Linked DNA regions of Homo sapiens: region 1 is linked to region 2. The links are chromatin loops, found by intact Hi-C in ENCODE. Cell type or tissue: gastrocnemius medialis. All regions are shown on one strand. Links, peaks and the distances in the headings refer to the core of each region. The heading gives the core; the rest is flanking DNA.

Region 1 (2,817 bases), core at 96-2,595, 160 kb before region 2:
AACTGTGGTTCTAGAGGTTAAAGTGATTTGCCCACACTCTTATGGCTAGTCTCTCTAGGGACAGAGACAGAATTGGAACCCAGGTCTATTATGGACACCTACGGTTTTCTTGAATGGAAATCTGATTTCAGATGAAAGCTGTACAGAACTTGACCTTCATGAAGCCCTCTCTGGATAGCATTCTTGGGAAGTGGCTTGTGTATTGACGTCCACAGATAACTATTTCACTGGTCAGAATAAGGTTAAGCAATAAGCATAGCCATGCAGAAAATGTCTGCTGAGATGAAGTAGATATCTGATATGTTTTTGACTTTTTATTTGTACGTTTCAATGGAGGAGCTAATGAATACTAACTAATAACAACATCTTGCTCATTTAGATTTTAGTCCTGTGTGACTAAATTGACTCAGTTATAGTTGTTCTTGTCCTAACGTATTTGTCACCAGTAAAAGTTCCAAGGTACAGCTTTCTGGCTTCATTTCATTTTTAACTGAATAATTGCCTTAAGGATATTTTTAGATCTCAACAAAAACTCCCCTCCTCTTGAACCTTAGAATCCTTCTGCTTCACTCTTGGCAAATCTTTGGGTCGGATTTCAGAACTGAATAAAGCCAGGATTTCCCCCCAACCTCCAAGATGTCTGGACTCTTTGTTTAGTTCTGTATTTAAGTTTATCCCAAGTTTTGTTTTTGACTGATGAACCTGTGACCCAAATCCAAACCTCAGCTGAATTTAGTATCAGCTTAAAACCACATTAAACTGCCATGTGTCATGTGACCTCTAGCAGAAACCAACGTGGCAGTGTTCTGTTTTTTCATGAGTGCGTTTCATTGGGGTTTTTGAACTGTGAAGACATTATTTAATACATGTGCTTTATTTTCTGTGTATTATTGCCCAAGGTCAGTCATCGCTAGAGGGTTATTATTGACATTTACTCATCATAAAATGTGATGTCAGCCTACCAGCTCGGAGTGCAGTTCCTGGTTTCCAGTTTACAACATTGACCAGTTGCTAACATGTTATCTCTGAGGAACTTGGAATGATAAATACAGCCATACTTAAATAGAAGATTCTTGGCCGTGTAGATAAGGAAAATAAGATAAGGCAATATTTTTGAACTATTCTATAATAGAAATGAGGATATATACACAAAATGACCCAGTGCTGTTTTCTTAGGGTGCATCCTTTGTTTTTCTGGTTTTGGTCTTTTCATCACAGGATGGCATTAGCTCTGTGTCTGCAGGTGCTGTGCAGCCTGTGTGGCTGGCTCTCGCTCTATATTTCTTTCTGCCACCTGAATAAGCACCGAAGCTATGAGTGGAGCTGCCGCCTGGTCACCTTCACCCATGGAGTCCTCTCTATAGGCCTCTCCGCTTATATTGGCTTCATTGATGGCCCATGGCCTTTTACCCACCCAGGTAGGTAGGGGATTTTCCCTTAGGGATTTATGATTTGGGGGTAGTCTTAGAAGTATGGGACTTTTAAACAGAATTTGTACAATACTGAAGACTAATTCCCATTATAATTTTGTATTGGAATCCTTATTCTTCTTCATTGTTAACTCTGATATTGTTTATGTCACCTGTTGTTTCTGCTTTTCATAACTCTCTACTTTTAAAACAGATTTTAAATTGCTTGTTACAATTTAATTGGAAATACAAAAACTATAAAGCCAGTATCAACATCTTCCACTACCACCCCCGAAAAGACAAAAATAGAACTGTATCATACATATTTTTGGCAACTTGCAACTTTTACTTGACTGTCTATTCAAAAGACAGCATCTTTCCATGTCTATGTTAAGAGGATGAGATGTTCCTTATCCTTTTTGTTACTAGATGTACAAGTGTTACTTTCAGAAGTATGCAATTTTTTTTTTTTTGAGATGGAGTCTTGCTCTGTTGCCCAGGCTGGGGTGCAGTGGCTCAATCTCAGCAAGCTCCGCCTCCCAGGATCACGCCATTCTCCTGCCTCAGCCTCCCGAGTAGCTGGGACTACAGGTGCCCGCCACCATGCCCAGCTAATTTTTTTTGTATTTTTAGTAGAGATGGGGTTTCACTGTGTTAGTCAGGATGGTCTCGATCTCCTGACCTCGTGATCCACCCGCCTTGGCCTCCCAAAGTGCTGGGATTACAGGTGTGAGCCACCGCACCCGGCCAAGTATGCAAAAATTTTACCCCCTTGTATTAATTGGTTGGGGCTGCCATAACACAGTACCACAGAGTGGGTGGCTTAACCAGATGTTCATTTTCTTAAAATTCTAGAGGCTAGAAGTCGGAGTTCAAGTTGTTAGCAGGTTTGGTTTCTTCTGAGGCCTCTGTCCTTGGCTTGCACATGGCCGCTCTCCCACTGTGTCCTTCCATGGTCTCCCCTCTGTGTGTGTGTGTGTGTATGTGTGTGTGTTTGTATATGTATGCATATCTGTGTCCTAATCCCTTCTAAGGATAACAGTCATAGTGTGTGTGTGTGTGTGTGTGTGTGTGTGTATGTTTATGTATGCATACCTGTGTCCTAATCCCTTCTAAGGATAACAGTCATATTGTGTGTGTGTGTGTGCGCGTGTATGTTTGTATATGTATGCATATCTGTGTCCTAATCCCTTCTAAGGATAACAGTCATAGTGTGTGTGTGTGTGTGTGTGTATGTATATGTATGCATATCTGTGTCCTAATCCCTTCTAAGGATAACAGTCATAGTGTGTGTGTGTGTGTGTGTGTGTGTGTTTGTGTATGTTTATGTATGCATATCTGTGTCCTAATCCCTTCTAAGGATAACAGTCATAGTGTGTGTGTGTGTGTATGTGTTTGTATATGTATG
Region 2 (2,817 bases), core at 200-2,699:
CACAGGTACTGCTGATTATAAGGCCAGTAAAATTTTAGTACCTGGAGGTTTGACTCTAATTTTTGCACTGATGGTGCCAAAGGGCCCTGAGTCAAAAGGATAGCCAAGGGTGGAGTGGAAAAAGATATGGTGAAGGCAGAACTGCTCACACCAGCTCCAGAAGCACGTCCTCTGACTTCACTGCCGCAGCTCTTTCCACACGGGGCCGTGATTGACCCTAAAAATTGCAGACCAGCACATACACTGGACACTGCAGGCAAGGTGTTGGTAACTGCCTGCTCTAGGATGAATAGTAGCGTTAGCAGCACCCTACAGAGGGTAAGTTTCAGAATTGTAATTTGAGAACTCCTTCAATTATATTGACTTTCTTTGGTTTTCCTTGTGCATTAGGTATATATTTTTTGAAGTATTTTTGCCAACTAAAATGAAGTCTGTAAATTCTGTTAATAAACAAGGAGTTCATCCGTTGCTCACATCTTTCATTGGTGCCCTCTGAACTCTGTGGGTTGCTAGGATGTAATTTTAATGCTTCCCTGCAGTCCAAAGATGATTTTTTCACCACAAATGGTAAGGGATGCCCACCTACTTTTATAAACACCACTGCAACTTAACAAGTTTATTTATCTATGTCCAGATTTCTGTTTCTGTCCTAAATTGATCTGTGTTTTTAGGTGGATCAACTTGGATCTTTAGACCTCATCTATAAATTGAAATTATATTTTTAGTCATAAGCCAAGTACAATCTAACTCAGAATGGGATTAAAAATTTTAGAAGCAGAAGCTAATATATAAATGAAGTTTGGGATTTGGAACTTTCTGTATCTCTTAGGAGGAACAAGTAAAAACCAAATGGTTACATTGTGCTGCTAGAAATAATGTCATTCTCAATTAAAAGGGTTACACCTGTAGCCACTTGACACTAACACCATCGAGGGCAATTAATCAGGAGAAAAGTAAATATAAAAACTTTGCTCTTAACGTCACACACTACAGGGTAATTATGTAATTCTCTAGCACTCAATTAAGAAGCTTGTAGGTTAGCAAAATTTCAGTTTCTCTAGTTCAGCCAGTGTCTTGTCCTTAGTAATTATTTGCTTTCCCTGCAGTTCAATTTCTCCTTGGAACTCTAACAGGACTAACTGGAAAAATACTTTGACCATAGCTCTAGTACTTCCAAATAAATTCATATCTAGATTTTCAAACAAAGCCCCAAGATGAAGTCTAATTCTGAAAATATCTCACAATTTTTGAATGTTCTTTTTATCTTACCGACCTAACTTCTCTTTTCCCTCCCAACTTGGCCTCCCACACGTTCCATTTCATTTTGGCCATTATAGTCACATCCGTTTGACTTTGGTTGTGACATCTTCCTTTCAGGATGATGGAATTAGATGCAGTCTGTCTTTGAGTGAGACTGGTCACCATCAGAGGAGTTTTTTCTAAGTGACGTGACTAGAAGTTGAAATCTACTTCCCTGCTAAAGGGCACAGGGGTGGTGTACAAAGAAAGCTACCTTCCCAGAGCAAGCAGGCTGCATTTTAGCTATGGAAGTGACCTGCTGTGACACTGTGCTCTCTTCTGTGGGCTTAATGGTTCCTTTGCTATGAAGTGGCAAATTACATGTAGAGTGTCTCCTTCCTTTTCAGAGAACAGTTAATCAAGGCAAATCAGCAAGCCCCCAAAGTGCTGTAATTTAACATCATGATTACCACCTTCGAAGCTATATATTTTGCATACTTTAAAATCACCTAACTTGGACTGCTTGAATTACATTGGCTTTTAGAACCGAAATTGTAACTATGTATTGTATTTCATGGGAGGTATATTTTATGAGCTTTTTGGCTTTCTTTTTTCCCACAGCAACTGCCAATGAAGGATGAATCCCCTTTTTAAAAAGTTGTTGTTGTTGTTGTTTATTTGATTTTGAGTTAGGAGGGATAATAGAGAAGTCCATTTAAAAATTATTTTTAGAAGCTAAAGAAAGTAATTATGCTTCCTGTGAATTGTCTTTTACTGGCATCTTTGTTTTCCTCTTTGATGTTAGTAAATTTGGTGTAATACGTGGGGCTTCCATATTTCAAAGTGGAAGCTTTCTTCTCTGAAGTCGATATATGGTTTTGAATTACTAGAGCTTTGGTCAGTATTTCCTTCCCTATATGTCACAGAGGGCACCACTGAGAACTGCGTGCATAGGACCTCAAAATACAAAATTAGCAGGGCCTCACAGTCAGCTTCCTCATGGCTAGTTTTTCCCCCTTATATTACAATTTTTGTTTTATAAGTCATTTTTTTCCTGATATTTCCACCACTTTTCAGAGTCATCTACAAAATTTTTCTTTCCTCAAGAAAAGAGTTCCTTTTGCCTTATTCCTTATGCCTTCCCCACTGGTATTGAGGGTTTTGATAATAAATTGGTAGGAAAAAAAAGTACCTCCTAGAAGGAAGCCTTCCCCACCATTTCCAGGTGCCAACTGCTAAGCAGATATATTCCAAAAATGGTAACTGTCATGTGCACACTGTTGGTTATTTTTAATAAGCCTCTTCCTACTAGAACATTTTATTTTCCTTGTTCACCATACAATCATGTACTCTTTAACAGAAATTGCTTTTAAAAAATATCTGGAACTATCTTTAAAAAAACTTTATTAATAATCATGTATTTTTACTGATCACATTTTGAAATGCCTAAAAGACTTTATTGTTCTAATTATCCAGATGTACCTTTGTAAAATAGCTCTTTTATGAATTAGCTGATAAGGCTGTATGTTTCTGGAACAAAATATTGGTCATCTAAAAACTTTCTGTTTTCTGGGGTCT

Evidence for each region. A loop is a pair of places that touch in the nucleus more often than their neighbours do. Peaks named below come from ENCODE experiments on the same cell type or tissue, not always from the same donor. Only the 100,000 strongest peaks of a DNase experiment are listed, where the experiment ranks them.
Region 1: it touches region 2 in a loop (4-fold over the local background); 21 of 110 quality-filtered maps call a loop at or near these places.

What each region holds. Positions count from the first base shown.
Region 1 is chr11:120,326,223-120,329,039 of GRCh38, forward strand. It overlaps TLCD5 (TLC domain containing 5), which reads left to right. Exons shown (of 3, transcript NM_001198671.2): 2 at 1,219-1,418. The coding sequence starts at 1,220. Among named protein-coding and RNA genes, the nearest start is that of TLCD5, 2.3 kb to the left of the region's middle. In gastrocnemius medialis, for the core only: no CTCF peak of the experiment used is centred there; no DNase peak of the experiment used is centred there; H3K4me3 peaks cover 144 bases; H3K27ac peaks cover 986 bases.
Region 2 is chr11:120,486,167-120,488,983 of GRCh38, forward strand. It overlaps ARHGEF12 (Rho guanine nucleotide exchange factor 12), which reads left to right. Exons shown (of 41, transcript NM_015313.3): 41 at 1-2,817. Among named protein-coding and RNA genes, the nearest start is that of GRIK4, 24 kb to the right of the region's middle. In gastrocnemius medialis, for the core only: no CTCF peak of the experiment used is centred there; no DNase peak of the experiment used is centred there.